Regions from separate parts of the Mus musculus genome. Here region 1 is linked to region 2. The links are chromatin contacts, found by POLR2A ChIA-PET in ENCODE. All regions are on one chromosome and are shown on one strand. The core of a region is the stretch at or near the end of the contact, and the rest is flanking DNA. Distances in the headings are between cores, read along the strand shown.

Region 1 (2,700 bases), core at 143-2,642, 120 kb before region 2:
AAGTTTTTTTATTTTTAATTCCACTTTAATAAAAAGATTTATGTGCACGAGTGTTTTAACTTCAAGTATGTATATGGATTCAGTACTCTGGAGGCCAGAAGAGGGCATCTAATTCCCTGGAGCTAGAGTTACTGGTGGTTGTAAGCCACCATGAGGTGCTGAAAACTGAACCTGTCTTCTGCAATAGCAGCAAATGCTCTTAACTGTTGATCCACCACTCCAGCCATCAATATCCTATCTTCTTTTTATGGACATAACTTAAAATTTGGATATTGTTTTAGTTAGGGTTTGTATTCCTGCACAAACATCATGGCCAAGAAGCAAATTGGGGAGGAAAGGGTTTATTCAGCTTACACTTCCACATTGCTGTTCATCACCAAAGGAAATCAGGACTGGAACTCAAGCAGGTCAGCAAGCAGGAGCTGGTGCAGAGGTCATGGAGGGATGTTACTTACTGGATTGCTTTCCCTGGCTTGCTCAGCTTGCTTTCTTACAGAACCCAGGACTACTAGCCTAGGTATGGCAGCACCCACAACAGGTCCTCCCACCCTGATCACTAATTGACAAAATGACTTACAGCCGGATCTCATGGAGGCATTTCCTCAAGTGAAGCTCCTTTCTCTGTGATAACTCCAGCTTGTGTCAAGTTGACACATAAAACTAACTAATACAAGGTATCTTAAACCCAAAGGACAGAACAAGTGTGTGTGTGTGTGTGTGTGTGTGTGAATGTGAGTGTGTGTCTTGTTTTTCTGAGACTTGGTCGCAATATGAGCTCAAGCTGGCCCTGAGGAATTTGTGATTTTCCTGCCTCAATCTTGAGCCTGCTGGGACTGAAAATGTCAAATTTGTTTCTAAAAACGTGGAAGCAACCCTTTCTGTTCTTCCAATCTCCCAAATAGTCCTAATTTTTAACCTCACGACTTAACACAGAAGCAAATTCCCGCTCTCAAAACTCATCTCTAACTAATGGACAGATGAGGAAATCCCTGAATCCTACTCCCTTTTCTAAAGTGATCTAGACAAGTGACACAGGCTTCCAGCTTAGCCAATGGATGAAGCGGGAGCAGAAGCCTTTGTAAACAAACCCGGAGTCCTTGCACTCTGGCTCCTCCCCAACATGGAGGTGATTCATCCTTGGCCTGGAAATCTAGGCGTGACCAATGCTTCTTCAGCCAATCAGAGCTGGGAGTCTCCATCGAGGGCGGAGCGAATGGACAGACGCTAAGACCAATCAAAAACTGGAACTTCTGAAAGAGCTGGGCGGGCATTGTTTCACATTTAGACCAATCAAAACCAGGTAAGTGAGCGGCATTCTCTGCTGTCCAATAGATGGACGGGGCGTTGTCCGGCAGCCAATGAATGGCGCTGGGGGGCGGGGCGAGACGCGCGTGTGAGGCCGAGGTACCTCGAGCGTTTGTGCGCCGAGGCTCGCGCTCTTAGGAGGCGGCGCTGTGCTGTGGTGCGGACCTCGGGGCGGCGTTGTCCGCGCGGCCAGGTGGGTTGAGGCGTCGGGGCTGGGATCGTCTGGCCACCCGGGACTGCGCACAGCCCCTCTACCCGCGGGCTGCCCGGGAGCGCGCACAGCCCCTTCCCAGCGCGGCCCGGGCCCAGGCCGTCCGACGCTCTGGCGCTCGCGGGCCAGCTCCTCTCACCTCATCCCTTTTCACCATCCTTGCTACGTATGACCTGCCGCCTCCTGGCGCCCCTCCTCTCTCTCGCCTTCTGAGACGTTCACTCTCAACCTCAGGATTTCAGCCTCATTTCCCCCGGAAACTAACACCTCTCACTTTGCTTTTTGTAGGCACCTGGAAGGGTGAAGGCGAGAGGCAGATGACGACGCTGAACACAGGCTCCGCAAGGTTCGGAACTGCAATGGGCTTGCTTAAACTCTCTCTGCCTCCCCTTCAATGCCATCTAATCCCACTCTTCTTCTAGAATCATTGTCCTCATAAAGTGCTTTTGCTCAAAACTGCTGAAAATGCAGGTGGAAAGGCTTGCCAGCAGCAACCAATTTGAAATCTGTTACGTGGAACGGGATGGAACGGGATTCTGACCCAGCTTAGAGCACTAATTTACACTATGAGGAAGGGCCTGGTCATCCCGGACGTCCGTAAGATACGGGATATATGTGATTATCACACACAGCCTCTGAGAGAATTACAACAGCCCAGAGGCGACCTTCAGCATTATCTTTACAGAGAATTTATTTGTTTATACCTCATAGTATGGCAGTGTTTGGCTTCCTGTGGTGGTTCTAACCATATGTTTCTAGATGGCCTTCCACACTGTCTCAAACCCAAATAAAAATATGCCAGACGTTTACTGCGAATAAATTAGCTTATCACTCATAGTTTTAACTGAGATTTTAGAAGTTGAGGAGTATTAGACAATAGGGGTTTTATTTTGGAAGCCAGAGGACATTGAGTATTGGAATACGTCTAGTACTTTAGGCAGAAAGGGAGAAAGAATAAGATATCTATCCATATCCAAAATTGCATTGTTCTCATGTTGTCATTTTCTTGGCTTTATATCTGGAATTGTTTTTCTTGGTTTTCAAAAAGGAAAATTAAGTCGTAGTTTAGCATCAGATTCACTGTTGTGGAGTTTGTAAGCTTTACTTTACTATTTTTCTTATCCAATTTGTAGCACATAACAGTATATAGTTCCTTGTGTTTTGCTGTGGTAAGATTTTTGTCG
Region 2 (2,865 bases), core at 62-2,561:
ACTTGGGTGACAGAAACCTAGGTTTCCCTCCGTAAAAGAAAGTTGGCTACAGGCCTCCTGAGGCCTGTGGGAGGCAGCTGGGGGAAGCCAAGTGAGTGAGTCCGAAACCCCAGGATGGCGGAAAAACAACAGGCCTCAGGCCTAGGATCCAGTTGACCGCAGGACCCGAGACTTCTTTCTCCAAGTGTCTACCTGGGAGAGGCCCAGACCCAGGATACTGGCATTGGAGGTTTGGATCTGGATGAGCGATGGCAGGAGAGTGCCGGGAAAGCAAGTTTGCTGCGGGGGTTGAAGGGGGATGGGTGAAGGGGCTCCGACTTCGGGTGAGGGCGGGTGGAGCCGAGGAAGAAAGCGTCGGCCAGGCCAGGCGGCCAGGCCAGGCGGAGGAGCGCCGGAGCCGGCGGTATCCAAGCGAGTGGGAAAACTGGAGCAGCGGAGCCGCGGCAGGTCAGGCTACCCTACCGCCCACCCAGCCATCTCTAAGCCTCAACCCACGCAAGGCTAGGTGCTGGGAAATAAGGCTGGGTTGAAGCGGGGACGCATCCGACTGCCTGCGTGGCCCAGCCTTCCTCAGCAGCTGCCCACTCGGGTCCCTCCCAATCCTGTCCCTACAGCGCGCGCGTGACTTTCTCCGCCCTTGCTCCGGGGACCCCGGCGCGGAGGCCCTGGCTCTCGGTGTCGGGCTTCTCCAACTGATTCGTGTCCTTACTACACCAACCAGCCCGGATGGGCCTAGAGAGAGAGAAAGAGAGAGAGAGAGAGAGAGAGAGAGAGAGAGAGAGAGAGCACCGGTCCAGCAGGACGAAACAAGGTCCAGCCCCCTGCTTTGTCCCCCGCGTTCAGCTCAGTGTCCCGCACACAATAGGCACTCGGAGTATTTACAGGATGAACTACCAAATGAATGAACCACTGTATGATCTGAGAGATGGACGTTGTAGGGATGTCGGAGGCCCCAGGAAAGGCAGCTTGGTGGCCCAGGGAATCAGAGCTGCGGCTGTCCCCTTACCTCGTACCAGGATGCGGCGGCAGTGGTCTGTCTCACCGAGCGCCTGCTGTCCGTCGCTGTCCCCTCCGCTCTCCCTGGAGCCCGCAGGGCTGGAGGCGGAGGTCCCAGCAATCTCCCTCGGACTCGCGCTACCTGTGTCAGCACGCAAATCTTCCGCTCCGCGGTGCTCTCCGTGACGCCCGCTGCGGCCACCAGGCTCCTCCCGGCGCTTGGGGCCGCGGTCCCGCTCCGCGCCCCCATCGCCCATGCCCGCCGCCACTGCTGCTTGGGCCACAGCAGCCGCTAGTCCTAGCTCAGGGTAGCAGGTCCCTCCCTGCCCCTCCCCACCCCTTCCTCCATCTGCCCCGCCCCCTACAGGCCCCGCCCCCGTCGGCGATTGGGCGCGAGCTGGGGTTCCAGGACTCTGGGTGGATCCAGTAGGCGCAGCGCAACGGGAGTTCGTTCAGGGGGAGGAAAAAAGGAGGAGGGAGTGAGGGGAAGAGAGACAAGGGGAGGGAAAGAGGAGAAGGAGGAGGGATAGGAGGAAAAGAGATATGTGGAGAAGGGGGAGGGGATGGTGTCTTCGCGCCTCCTCGCGTGGGGCGGTGTTTAGAGCCTGGCAATGGGAGACTGGACAGCCCCGTGGTACAGAAGACCGCCCCACACCCTCTCATAAACTTTATTACTCCCTACCCATTGGTCCCTCTCGCCCTCTTCCCTCTGTTCCCTATATCTCCAGGGAAATGCACCTAGCTTTCAGTCTGGCTCCGCTTGATGGAAAACTCAGAGCTCGAGGAGGCGACCCTGACTCGACCCGGCAGAAAAGAGGAGGTTTGCTGGGCTCCGGAACTTGGTGCGGTGGGGGCGACGGTAGAGAGTGGGGTGTAGGTCTGGGGTTCAGGGCACGCGTCCCCCAACCAAGGCACTCACACTCAGGCACACAGAACAGCCACTTATTGTGGGGATCCCGCGAGTTTCGCCAGACAAGCCCGGGAGGCGGATGCTGTCCCCAGCCAGGGTGAGGTGCGGAGCTGGACCGGCAGACCGCCAGGTTGTACTGCCAAGAGCAAACGCTGGGCTCTCCCGCAGCTCTGAGGTTGTCACTCCTGGGACTGACACCTAGAGAATGAGACTGAGCACGGGCTTTTTTTTTTTCTCGCGCTTCTGTCCTGGAGCAGCCCCTTGTTCAGTGCCTGCTCCAGACGGATCTCTGGACAGGAGCCTGTGTCCTCTTGGCTACACGTTCTGCAGAGTCCCGCTTCTGTTTAGACAGTGTCAGGAAGTGTGGGGAACAGTCTCATTGTATTTGACTCAGCTTTAAAAAGAGGTTTGGGGGAAAGATTGAGAAGGATGGTGTGTGTAACCGAGGGTCTATGGCTCCTTTAAAGGCCAGTATCCCGATCCTTCAGACTCTTCTTCCTTTCTTCCACTTGCAGATTTGGAATAAACTAGGTACTAGGGGTGAGCCAAATGCTTGGTGTGAGTCCAAGCCAAAGTACTTCAGGAGATCCCAAGATCTGGTAGCGGGTGTCTGTGACCACCAAGGGTAGGCTTGTGGGGTCTCTGTCTCTGAGGTTGAACAGGTGTTGGGTGTGGGGAGTCAGTCAGTGCCTTGGTCTGTGGTGTGTGTGTGTGTGTGTGTGTGTGTGTGTGTGAAAACGGTTGGAGATTTTGGGAGAGGTGGTAGATGTGACTTGGCGATTCTCACTGATTCTTGTAGTGCTGGAAAAGGAAAGAACAGCGGTAAGAGAGGATGCCTGCTGGGCCCTATTCGCAAAGAAAGGAGCGGGGGTGGGGGTGGGGTATGGCTTCCATGGTGTGTAATTGGCCGGCAGAGGGGACAGTGTGGACTGTCAGTGCCTGCTGGTTGTATGGAAGAG

What was found. ChIA-PET counts read pairs that join two places held with the same protein, here RNA polymerase II (POLR2A).
Region 1: POLR2A ChIA-PET joins it to region 2 with 10 read pairs in embryonic stem cell. The contact joins the promoter of Paip2b here to the promoter of Vax2 in region 2. POLR2A ChIA-PET finds 5 or more read pairs at or near these places in 3 of 5 experiments (Patski and embryonic stem cell).

The regions. Positions count from the first base shown.
Region 1 is chr6:83,830,433-83,833,132 of GRCm38, reverse strand. Paip2b (poly(A) binding protein interacting protein 2B) reads left to right here and starts at 1,392. Exons shown (of 5, transcript NM_146169.2): 1 at 1,392-1,498; 2 at 1,805-1,862. The coding sequence starts at 1,834.
Region 2 is chr6:83,709,685-83,712,549 of GRCm38, reverse strand. It overlaps Vax2 (ventral anterior homeobox 2), which reads right to left and starts at 1,311. Exons shown (of 3, transcript NM_011912.4): 1 at 1,007-1,311. The coding sequence starts at 1,253. Vax2os (ventral anterior homeobox 2, opposite strand) reads left to right here and starts at 349. Exons shown (of 6, transcript NR_002871.2): 1 at 349-447; 2 at 1,725-1,816.